Regions from separate parts of the Homo sapiens genome. Here region 2 is linked to region 1. Evidence: chromatin contacts called from ENCODE Hi-C or POLR2A ChIA-PET data. All regions are on one chromosome and are shown on one strand. The core of a region is the stretch at or near the end of the contact, and the rest is flanking DNA. Distances in the headings are between cores, read along the strand shown. Region 1 overlaps STPG1 (sperm tail PG-rich repeat containing 1). Region 2 has its middle 38 kb from the start of LINC02800.

Region 1 (5,711 bases), core at 1,406-3,905:
CCCTTCCACCCCAGAGTCATGCTGAGGCAGGGGACACCCCCCTGGTCAGAGAGGACACTGAAAGCCATCATAAATGTGCTTGGGCTCACATCTTGTGGTGGAGGAGCAGCTGGCGTGGATGCTTATATTTAGAACAAAGGTACCCACAGGGAAAGGGGGGACATGCTGCCTCCCTGTTTGCTATGAATCTGCATGGAAGAACTGGTTACAGGGTGTAATCAACAACCTCTCCCCTTATAAATAAAAGCTGGCTTCTCCTTGTTCTGGCTTGTGGCTCCCCCTTCAAAACACCTCCAGACATTTGATGAGTTTGTGGCTGGCATCATGGAGAGACAGGTTTGATTCCTGGAAATTACAGCTGGAACAAATCAACCATTATATGAGGTCACCCCATCACTGGTCTGGGTCACTCCAAGCCCAAGATTCCCACCCTGTTCTTTGAGAAAACCATGAGGTGTCTGCTTTCTTAGCCAAGGACAGCCTGCAGAAGGCTGGAGCACGCTGAGTTAATGACTCACCAGTGTTCTTGGCAAGATGGGTTAGAGAGGTTTCTTGTCTTCCACTCCTTCAGTATGCCCAGGAGAGGCTCAGAACCTTCAGCCTAGCACTATGGATCTTTCATGAGCACCAGCCATGTGTGGGATTCTGGGCCAGGCATGCTTGGGAATCCAGGCAGTTCTGTACTAAGACACGGACTTGAGTGTCCTTAAGGGCTTGACAATCCGCTGCCAGCAACAGCCATGACTGGTGACAACTTCAGGCAGTACAGGCTTTGCACTCAGACAGAGCTGGGTTTGAATCCCCACTTCCCCGTTCAACAGCTATGTGTTCTTAGAAAAGGCTCTTAACCTCCTTAAGCCTCAATTTCCTCATCTGTAAAACAGTGGAAATAATACCTACTACCCAGATTGTTAGGAAGATTGTGCTTTACTTGTAACATTTGTTTAAAAACATGAAATCTGTTCGAATAGAGGTTAAAATAAAAAACTGCATTGAAAGCAGAGAGAAAGAGACAGAGACAGAGGGACATTAATTCCAACAAGATGAATCCAGAAATCCATCCAGAAATCCAGAAAATCTTCAGGTGGGGAAGAGCATTTCCAGCAGAGGGAACAGCAGGAGCAAAAGCATGGAATGGGGAAAGCTGTAGCTGTTATGGCAGGAATTGGGACACAAGGAGACAGACGCTGAGCACCTAGACTGCCTTCAACCCTCCATTCACCAGTGATTTCCTGGGTTGTTCACTTGCTTCTGATACTCCCCACTTACAAACCCTGATGAAAACTTAAAGGCAAGATCTATTTATGGCCTCTCAATCCAGCCTAATCTCCCATGTCCTGCTGCTTCCGTTTTACCTTCCAGAAACACCCAACACAACACAGTTCAGCAACTCCATGCCTTTGTCCCTGCTGTTCCTTCTGTGAGAAACACCAACTTTCCCTGCAAACTCGAATTCAATTCTTGACGTTCTCACTTTCTTCCAGGGAAACTTCTCTCCTCCACCCACGCCTGTCTCGCCACCCCCCACCTGACTGTCTTGAATGTTCCCATCCTGTGACTCAAGTGAGGAACATGGGTTTTGGAGATGGATTTTGGAGGCAGAGGGACCTGGATTCAAATCCCAGCCCCACCACCGTCAACAGCCTGCACTTCACTGTAAACTCGGAATGACACACCCACCTGGAGGAGAGGTGGAAGGACGACGGCAGGTCACATCTGAGAGCTCTCAGCTCAGAGTATGTGGCCCCTGAATACATTCTGGCTATTACTTTGCATTTAAAATGTTGCATTTTCTATGGCTTTTACTTGCCTAGCTCTTTAAGGGAAGGTATTGTGTCTTCCTCAGCTTTGAGGCCCCTAGCCCTATCCCGGGAACATTTGCTGAAGTGCAGAGAAAAGCAGAGGGCTGGCAGCATGTAAAGGAGCCCAGGCATCTGAGGCCCACATGACAGTTTCATCCTCATCCAGGGCTGGTCCCTCCATGTCGAGGTGGGGCTGACAAATCACAAAGGTCAGGCTGGATCAAACCCAGGGCAGCCCACAGTGCATTGTGACCAGGGCTTTTATGAGCCTCATTGCTCAGTTATAAAAGCCAACCTGGCCCTGCCCCGTGGAAAGAAAACATCTATCAAAGGCTCTGAGTTGGCCACAACTGGATTAAGTGTGTTTGCAGCTTCCAATGTGAGCTGTTTGCAAATCACCTAAGAATAATGAATGTCTTAGAGGACTCAGCAGGCCACTTGGGGAAAGCATCTGAGACCCTCCAGACACTCCCAGGCACACATTCACTCGCCTCAGGGATTCCCAGGGTTGGGAGGGATAAAGGGGCAATTTTTCTCATCATTAAAGGGCAGCCGATTGCCTCTGGGGTGGAATGCAGTATCTGTTTAACAGGGTAGCGGGTGACAGATTACAGCTGCTTGGGAAGAAGCATCCCATATCTAATTGAAAATCCCAGGGGAAGTTAGGGTGGGTCCAATCTAATTACCAAAATTGGAGTGGGGCCAACGGGGCTTGATTTTTCAGCTCTAGCTGTGACAAGACAGCGTGTCTGTGCAAATCCAGTGGCTTAAAACTCCAGGAAGCAGATCAAGGGTTAGAAAAATGGCCCTGAGTGTTGCACCTCCTTGCTGGGGAGCATGAGTTGGAAGGCATTGCCTAGGAGGAACTATTTTGATCTCCAAAACTCTCACCCTGACTCACCCTAAGTGATTGAGTCATCACTGTGACGGATATTGAAGACCTCAGAAGCGAAACCTTGGCTGATACTTCACTTTGCTTCTGAAGACACCCTGGAAGCTGAGAAGTCCTCTTAGCTTTGAGTCAGCAAGGTGGCCATGGCCAAGGAACACCCGATGGCATGACCTTTAGCTAAGGAGCTCAGAAATGCCAGTGCTAACAAACAGCCAGCCCCAAGCACAGCATCCGCCCTGCGGGGCCACACTAGAAACCCTAGGAAGACACAGAGGACCCGCTCACCTGCTTTGATAAAAATACAAGTTACCATGTGAATTTTGTGGGTTATCTCCTTTTATCCTTACAACCACATTATGAGGTGTTCTTATCCTGGTTCACCAAGGATGACTTTGAACCCACTGGGAGTTAAGTGACCTCCCTTCCCCCAGGCCCACAGGGCTGGTGAGCAGGGAAAGTGGAGGTTCCATGGTACTGACTTTGGGGCCTACGCTAATCAATCCACTGCCCACGCTGCCTCCATGGCCTCTTCAGGGGACGTGATCAGCCGTTCCCTGCCCTAATGGTGGCCTCCTGAGCTTTGGTCATATCCAGCCATCCTCTCACGGCTGGGCTTTACATTTTTTGGCCAGTAACATGAGACTAAAAACTCCAGGGAGAATTCATATCTGCACTGATGCTTCCTGCACCCTGAAGAAAGCAGATCCAGAAAAGCATTTCTGTAGCTGTAACTCTGCCCAAGAATGGGAAGCCCATCAACTCCAACCCAAGACAGATGAGGGCAGGTCTCCCCCTGCATGGCACGCGTGTGTTCCCGAGAAAGAAACATGGCGGCAAGTCACCGCCGCTCCACGTAGCCGTGGAGAGCTAAAGAGGATTAGTTCTGATGTGGACAAAGTCCTAAGGGAAGGTGCATGCAGATGGGGTCACCTCAGGGGTCTACTGACCTCAGGAACCCGTGTAGCTCCTGTCCCTCTCTTCCCTCCAGGGACACAGGAGAAAACAGAACTGGAATTTGAGAAACTGGATTTTGGATATTTCCTCAACACTCTGATATTCAGCTGTCTTTTCTTTTCATTACATCATTTTCTTCATCATTCATCGGGAACAGATAAATGTTTTTTTTAGAATAGTCCAAAGCCTACCAGTCTTATCTTCTTGCTTTCCAAATAAAATGATAAATTTCTTAGCTTCATCTTTCCCACGTTAATTTTAAAATACATAATCTGGACCTCCTCTGTGGGTCCAGGCTGGCTCCACGTTCGTTGTCCCCTGTGTGCTCTCCTGAGTCCATGGTGAGCAAACCTGGGATTCTGATGTGTCAGAAATGCAGACACCCTTCTTTCGCTTATAGAGAAATGAAGACCCAGAGAGGTGCCCAGAGCAGCCCCAGACCACAGAGCCAGCTATACAAATGTCGTGCTATAGAGCCTGGGGCACCATCCCCTCATCAGGGTGAACCCAAGTTTAGGAGACAGCGGGTTAATAGGTTCCTTTACTGCAGGCCTTCTCAGAGCCTTTAAGATGCCTGTGCAGACTGCGATGTTCTCAGGGGCAGAGGGTTACGATGCAGTGCTTCTCAGACTTATTAACCAAAGACCTTTTATTTGTGAAGCATTGACAGAGAGCCAGCGAGCCCTAGAAGCCCCAGACACGCAGTCCCGCTGCACTGCCCAGTGGGAAGACGGCCCCATGGGTTGTACATGGCCATACACCCCTGGGGCCACCTAACCCGGCATTTTGCTGCAGGCTCCTCCACCTGGCTTCGAGGCTGTTCCCAGATGAGGTTGGCTGGAGGCGTGGTGTCCTGTTCACCTGAGCCTCCAGTACAGAACTAGAAATCTATAGAGTCTGCTGACTGACAAATGCAAACGCCATAAAATAAGAACGATCTCAAACCACCTGTTCAAACTTGAGCAAAAGCCAGAAGATATTTCTCCAGATAAAGCAGTTAAAAATTGAGCATCCTCCACTCTTATGTTATTTCACCATTTTCCTTGAAGAAGCTTCCAAATTTGGGCTGGGGGCTTGAGCTGCCATGCCAAATAACAGCTGTATTGTATAATATAGCCTAGTAGGTCTATAGGATATACAATAACCACAGCTATCATTATAAGGGTAATAGCTATTTTCTTTCTTTTTGAGACCAAGTCTTGCTCTGTCACCCAGGCTGGAGTGCAGTGGCATGATCTCGGCTCACTGCAACCTCCACCTCCCCGGTTCAAGCAATTCTCCTGCCTCAGCCTCCTGAGTAGCTGGGATTACAGGCGCCCTCCACCACGCCCAGCTTTGTATTTTTAGTAGAGATGGGGTTTTGCCATGTTGGCCAGACTGGTCTCAAACTCCTAGCCTCAAGTGATCCATCTGCCTTGGGCTCCCAAAATGCTGGGATTACAGGCGTGAGTCACCATGCCCAACCGGTAATAGCTATTTTCCAACATCTTCTCATCGAATCTTCATGGAATCCCTACGAGATAAGATCCTTATCTCTACTTAATAACATAAAACTGAGGCTCAGAGAGGAGAAGTCTCTGGAAGGTACAGAGCTGGGATTCATACTCTGGTCGGCCAACTCCAACACCTGTCCTCTTGACCACTCTTTCTCTGGCAGAGTAAGGGAATAGTTACTTGTAGAGATGCCGCATGCCAGCCTGGAGGCGGGAGGTCTCTGGAGAGAGACTTTCCAGAGACAGAGCTGTTCCTGGAGACTGGCCTGCCCCAGCCCCTAGCCCTACAGCCTGTACAAGGCCAGCCTGCAGAGCCCTAGACCTGGAGGGCAGAAGGGACTCCTCTGGTGGATTCCAGCTGAGGTCTCAATCCCCTCTCCAGATCTTAAGTTCGACTTGGCAGATTCACAACTTGCACCTCTCTCTAACTGTGGTCCCCTTGCCCTAGGCTGATGATCAGACTATGCCCAATGTTGGCAGCCTCCCTGGGTTGCCTGGACTTCTGACCCACTGTGGCTATGGCTCCTAACACCTGCCTGATCTCTCTGGAGGGGCCCAAGAGGATATATT
Region 2 (6,275 bases), core at 575-3,074, 130 kb before region 1:
GTAGTGAGGCCAGAGATGCTGCTCAGCATCCGAGATGCATCCTACCATACACAGATGCACCCCCCAATAAACAGAATTATCTGGCCCAAATGTCAATAGTGCCAAGGTTGAGAAACTGATTTAAAGCGAGGATAATAAATTCATCACATGTTAACACAAAACATAGTTTTATAAGAAATGACACAATTTTCCAAATTAAAACCAATTAAAGGAGTGGCATCGTTTTGTATTTTTGCAGGTCTCTTTAATGATTGGCTTCACAGGAGACAGCTGGATTCTTTTTTTTTCTTTTTTCTTTTTTTCTTTTTTTTTAACCAGAGTCTCACTCTGTCACCCAGGCTGGAGTGCAGTGGCACAATCTCGGCTCACTGCAACCTCTGCCTCCCGGGTTCAAGCCATTCTCATGCCTCAGCTTCCTGCATTGCTGGGATTATAGGCATGTGCCACGATCTCTGGCTAATTTTTTTCTATTTTTAGTAGAGATGGGGTTTCGCCATGTTGGCCAGGCTGGTATCGAGCTCCTGGCTTCCAGTGATCTGCCTGCCTCAGCCTCCCAAAGTGCTGGGATTACAGGTGTGAGCCACCACGCAGGATTATTGTATCTACTTCTGCATTCAATCTGTTGCAATGTCACATGTCACAGAGCTCCCGGAAAACTCCATTAAATATTTGTGAGTGAATGAGAGTGATAAAGACATCATCTCAGGATGATTATAATGGTTTTGATCTTGTGGCCCCCCTCCAAGGGTCTTTGGTAAAAGGTGAAAGATTCAAAGGCACTTCGGGATGCCCAAGGGTCCACAGACCACCTTTTGAGAACTGCAGCTGTAGGAAGATCTTCCCAGATGATTTCCAGAAACAATTAGTGTGTTTTGGATGTGAACACATCTGGCTCTGCCATCCTGGGAGGGCAGTCGGGAGAGGGACTGGGGAAAAACCCACTGAGCCAGCCCCGCAGACCCCACTCCTCCCTTCTCCTCAATGCTGTCAGCTGCTAGACAGTCAGTCATGGTAATTTCTAATGACAGATCTCACGTTTCACCTTGGGGGCAGAAAACAAGAGGCTGGACGAGTGGGAAGAAAAGAAAAGAGGAGAAAAAGTCAGGGGAGGTGGGCTTCCCTGGCTGCTTCTGAGAGGGAGGAAGGGGTGCTCGCTGCTGGCCCGGGGTCCCTGTGGGGTGTGGGTGTGTGTGGAGGGCCCACGCCTCGCCTTGCCCATGAGCCCAGCCCTGGGAACAGCAATCGAGGTGGCCCGCCTGTCTCTGAGTCACCCACCTGAGTTTCACAGGATGTGATAGGCTAATTTTGACAAGGAGAGGGGGAGCCCCAGCCTTTGAGGCCCAGGAAGGGTGAGCCAGGCTGAGGCCAGTGTCTCAACCCTTGTCTCTGAAAGGAGCAGTGGATCCAGGTCAGGAAGCCCACCAGCTTTCCCCCGACCCTACACTGCCACCGAGGCGGGCCCTTCACATTCCTAGGGTGGAGGGGATGGAGGCTTCCAGCCGCCACACTTCTAGGAGCTGGGGAGACAGCAGCACAGAGGGCATTTATGGAATACTTGCATTTATGGAACGCATGCAGGCTCTGAGCTCATTCTTTGTTGTGACTGCTGCCTTTAACCCTCACAATAACTGGTGCTTTGGGAACTGTTATTATTTCCACTTTACCCATGAGGACGACACGGCCCAGGGAGGAAAGAACTCGTCCAAGTTCCATGCCAGGGAGATGCGGAGCTGGGATTTGATCAAGGTTTGTTTGGCTCTGAAGCCCAGATTCTTAACCTCTGCCCTACAAGTTGTGCCAAATTACTCATGTACTCATGTGCTCAGGCACTTACTCACATACCTGATTATGGAGGGCCCACTCTGAGCCCTGTGCTAGATGCCAGAGATACAGACAATAAAACACACTCCCTGTCCTCCTCAAAGCTCTCGGTCTACCAGGTGGGAGGCACGGGGAGTGTAGCATTGAGCAAGCGGACACGCTATTGGAATCGATTGTGCCAAGTGCTGTGATGGGGTAAGCAGAGTGTGAGGAAGCCAGAAGAGGCTCTGGTTGTAGGATGGGGAGAGGGAAGCTAGGGTGGCTTCCTGGAGGAGGTGATGTATAAACTACTGACAAGTAGGGACCCCCAAGCCAGGGGGAAGAGGAGCATCTTGGGGTCACATACCACATGCCCTTGCTCCCACTTTTGACTTGTTGCTGGGACACTACTTCCTAGCCCAGGAGGAGTTCCAGGATTTCTGTTGCAAGCCCCCAGCCCCTATTTACCTTCTGTTTCTGGGGCGAGAACCAGATGGGACCCTCGCCAGGAGAATACCAGCAGCCCCTTCCCCTGTAGGAAAGGTGGGGACAGCAGTGTTGGATGGGGTCTCAGGGTGGCTGCCAGGCCCCAGGGGCAGGAAGCCAAGTCATCTTTTTGAGTAGATATTTGCACATGAAGCACTCTTGCCGGGCACTAACCTAGGTGCTGCACATAAAGTATGTCATTGGAATTTTACTATCCTGGGAGGATGAATTTCTTAAAATATGAAAGCCCTTTCACTAAAGACCTTATATCATTTCAACCTCACGTACTTCGAGACTAATATCGACAAAGGTGGTTCGTGTGTTTGTTCACCTGCCAAAGTGGTGCAACCCTATAGCTATGGTGTGAAGAGATTACAATTTTCTTGGTCTGCCTGCTATGAAATTATGCAGGTTTCGATAAATCATTCATTTACTGAGGGAGAGTGTTCATGATTTCACATTTTATGGGATGCTTTACTGATATGTCTTCATATCACACAACCTCCTTCTTGGTACTATCACTACCCCATTTTGCAGATGAGGAAACCGAGGCTCAGAGAGGTTAAGGAACTAGCCTGAAGTCACACAGCTGGTATTGGAACTCCAATACTTCAGGAGAATTGGAATTAGAACTCAGGCAGCCTGACGTCAGAGCCCAGCCTCCCAATTTCTACCCTGCTCCTCTTGTGCTAGAAAAATCCCTGAATCTAGAAAAATCCCTGAATCTGAGAAAGCCTCTTTCCTTCAGCCTGTCTGAGCCTCAGCTACTCCAACTCTTAGATTGCCCTTTCAACCTTTGAACTCTCCCATGAGAATGCAGCGGTGGGAGAGAGAGTGAGATGTCTGGAGTTTGTGCTTAAGGGTTTCTCATGTGACTCAGGGGCTGAGCCCCAAAAGAAACTCATCCCCAGCATGGCTGGGTGAGCCTTCTTTGTCCCCGCTTTCTCCAAACAAGGCTACGAATGTGGAGTGAGAGGCGTTGCAGGAAAGGGTGCCAGTTGTGGGGTGGCGGGGGGCTAGAAAAAAGAGATCTTAAATGATCAACAGGAGGGAACTGATAATTTCTTTTTTTTTTTGAGTTGGAGTTTCGTTCTTGTTACCCAGGCTAGAGTGCAATGGCGCCATCTCGGCTCACTGTAATCTCCGCCTCCTGGGTTCAAGCAATTCTCTTGTCTCAGCCTCCCAAGTAGCTGGGATTCCAGACACCCACCACCACGCCCAGCTAATCTTTTGTATTTTTAGTAGAGACGGGTTTTCACCATGTTGGCCAGGCTGGTCTCCAACGCCTGACCTCAAGTGATCCGCCCACCTTGGCCTCCCAAAGTGCTGGGATTACAGGCATGAGCCACCACACCCAGCTGAGGGGAGTGATTTCGTATTGCTTCAGAATAATTTCTCCCCTATTCCAAAAGCAATAAAGAAAATGTAGGAACTCCTAGTAAACCCAAAGAAGAAAGTTTAAAAACCTACAACCCCATCACTCATGCATAAACATGGTGAGTATCTTGGGTGTGATTTCTTTTAGGCTTTTGTCTATGCATCGTTCAATATACATGTTTATATTTATACTAATAAATGTATTCATAGAATTTTATTATTGCCAAGATAATACGTGTTCACTGTAGTATATTTAGAAAGTAGAAATGGACTGGACACGGTGGCTCACTCCTGTAATGCCAGCACTTTGGGAGGCTGAAGTGGATGGATCCCAAGGTCAAGAGATTGAGACCATCCTGGCCAACATGGTGAAACCCCGTCTCTACTAAAAATACAAAAATCAGCTGGGCATGGTGGTGGATGCGTTGGGAGGCTGAGGCAGGAGAATTACTTGAACGCGGGAGGCGGAGGTTGTAGTGAGCTGAGATCGTGTCACTGCACTCCAGCCTGGTGACAGAGCACGACTCTGTCTCAAAAAAAAGAAAAAAGTAGAAATGAACAAAAACAGAAAATAAAAAATTATAATTGCAGATATTCTGGCTTTATAGGATTTTCTCATTTTTACAGTGAATTTTAGTATAATGAATATAGTATAATGAATAAAAATCATCGTGTTTGTCCTGGCTGTTAAAGTTTTCAGTTTGTAGGCTGACTTACTGAAATCATATCTGCAAATGACAGAATTTAAAGATAAAGCAAAGTTCTGGACTTTAGCCTCTTTTAGGTCACAGACCCTCTGAGAATCGGACAAGAGCCGAAGACGCACAAAAGATGCACAGAGAAACATCTTCCTAAGATGTCAGGAGGCCACAGATTCTCTCTAGCCTCTGCATAGGAGTCATGACCACAGTTTAACACTCTCCATGCTTCATGAATTATCAGATGAAGAGGGGCCTTGGATTCCCCTGGACTGAAGAGGAGGGTCACATCCAAAGCCCAGACCTTCCTTTTTTTAATCTGAATATTTTTGTGTGGGTCATTTCAGCTTAGTTAGCAGTTTCGAAAGGGATCTGTACGGGTTTAGTATTTAATTTCTTGAAAAAGTAAACTATTTTTACTTTGTTTTGTTTTAAAATGTTTAAGTTTTTAAATTTATGTAATTCCAAACTTACAGAAAAGTAACATGAACAATACAAGGAACACCTATATTCCCTGTTTTGTTAATTACAAAATAATATTAACAATGATGATGATGATTAAAATATATGCCCATTGTAACATATCAAATGATGCTGAAGTGTGTGAAGAAAAAGTTAATAGTCTCCCATAATAAAATACAGAAGTATAAGCAATACACTTTGGTAAATCTTCCAACACACTGCCATATACCTTCTCTAAGTCTCTCCAAACATATGTACATGTAAATCATATATATTTATACAAATATGTTCCTTTTGCCATAAAAAATTGTTTTTTTTTTTTTGAGACAGGGTCTTGCTCTGTGGCTCAGGCCAAGTACAGTGGCTCAATCACAGCTCACTGCAGTCTCAAACTCCTGGGCTCAAGCAATCCTCTTGCCTCAGCCTCCCAAGTAGCTGGGACAACAGGTAGGCACCACCACATCTGGCTAATTTTAAAATTTTTTGTAGAGACGGGGTCTCACTTTGTTGCCCAGGCTGGTCTCAAACTCCTGGGCTCAAGCAATCCTCCCATCTTGGCCTCCCAAAGTTTTGGGATTACAGGTGTGAGCCACTGGGACTGCCCCACAATCTTATTTTATATATACAGAATAGTCTCTATGTATAAGATTTATGTCTTCTGTTAATTGAAGGCCTTAATACAGTCATCCAAGGCTGGTTTAATGACCTCCAACCATCAACAAGGAAGACGTTTGGAGAAACATGAGGGAAAAGGAAAACACAGGCAGAGAATCAAGGGGATTATTGGGTGACTTCCAAGGAGTGTGAGTGAACCTTGGGTCCACTCAATGCACAGCACCTCACAATATGCTTCTTTCATTTAACATTCTCCCTGGACCTCTCTCTAGGTCGACTCTTGTGATGCTACCTCATTCTTGTTAATCATTTCATACTTTTTCATTACGTGGCTGGGTGACTTGATTCACCCCTTCTTCCACTGATAGCATTCAGGTCATTTCTGATTTGTTGCAGTGATTATTGCAGACAATGTCGGACTAATCATCCTGAGATATATGTCTTTAAAGACTGGGCTGTGTAGCCCATTGTACTAGTCTATTCTCATGCTGCTAATAAAGACATACCTGAGACTGGGTAATTTATAAGGGGAAGAGGTTTGATTGACTCACAGTTCAGCATGGCTGGGAGGCCTCAGGAAACTTACAATCATGGCAGAAAGGGGAGCAATCATGTCCTTCTTCACATGGCAGCAGCAAGGAGACGTGCCAAACAAAACGGGGAAAAGCCCCTTATAAAATCATCAGATCTCATGAGAACTCACTCACTATCACAGGAAGAGCATGAAGGCAACTGCCCCCGTGATTAAATTACCCCCCACCGGCTCCCTCCAATGACACATGGGGATTATGAGAGCTACAACTCAATATGAGATTTGGGTGGGGACACAGCCAAACC

Evidence for each region. A loop is a pair of places that touch in the nucleus more often than their neighbours do. ChIA-PET counts read pairs that join two places held with the same protein, here RNA polymerase II (POLR2A). Pooled maps may share reads with other maps.
Region 2: a pooled map shows a loop between it and region 1 (4-fold over the local background). The contact joins two enhancer-like sites. A Hi-C loop is called at or near these places in 1 of 168 maps with a recorded cell type or tissue (mucosa of descending colon), 1 of 37 single-sample maps with no recorded cell type and 4 of 50 pooled maps. POLR2A ChIA-PET finds 5 or more read pairs at or near these places in 2 of 52 experiments (GM12878 and WTC11).

What each region holds. Positions count from the first base shown.
Region 1 is chr1:24,362,701-24,368,411 of GRCh38, forward strand. The region is part of intron 7 of STPG1 (sperm tail PG-rich repeat containing 1); the gene reads right to left. It also overlaps a transcript of GRHL3 not described here. Among named protein-coding and RNA genes, the nearest start is that of GRHL3-AS1, 44 kb to the left of the region's middle. RefSeq lists enhancers at 2,117-3,316, 2,519-2,813, 2,578-2,627. Within about 2 kb of position 2,656, at least 9 of the 41 ENCODE cell types and tissues checked have a DNase peak (open chromatin) inside an H3K27ac peak, as active enhancers do.
Region 2 is chr1:24,235,092-24,241,366 of GRCh38, forward strand. No RefSeq gene overlaps it. Among named protein-coding and RNA genes, the nearest start is that of LINC02800, 38 kb to the left of the region's middle. Within about 2 kb of position 1,825, at least 8 of the 41 ENCODE cell types and tissues checked have a DNase peak (open chromatin) inside an H3K27ac peak, as active enhancers do.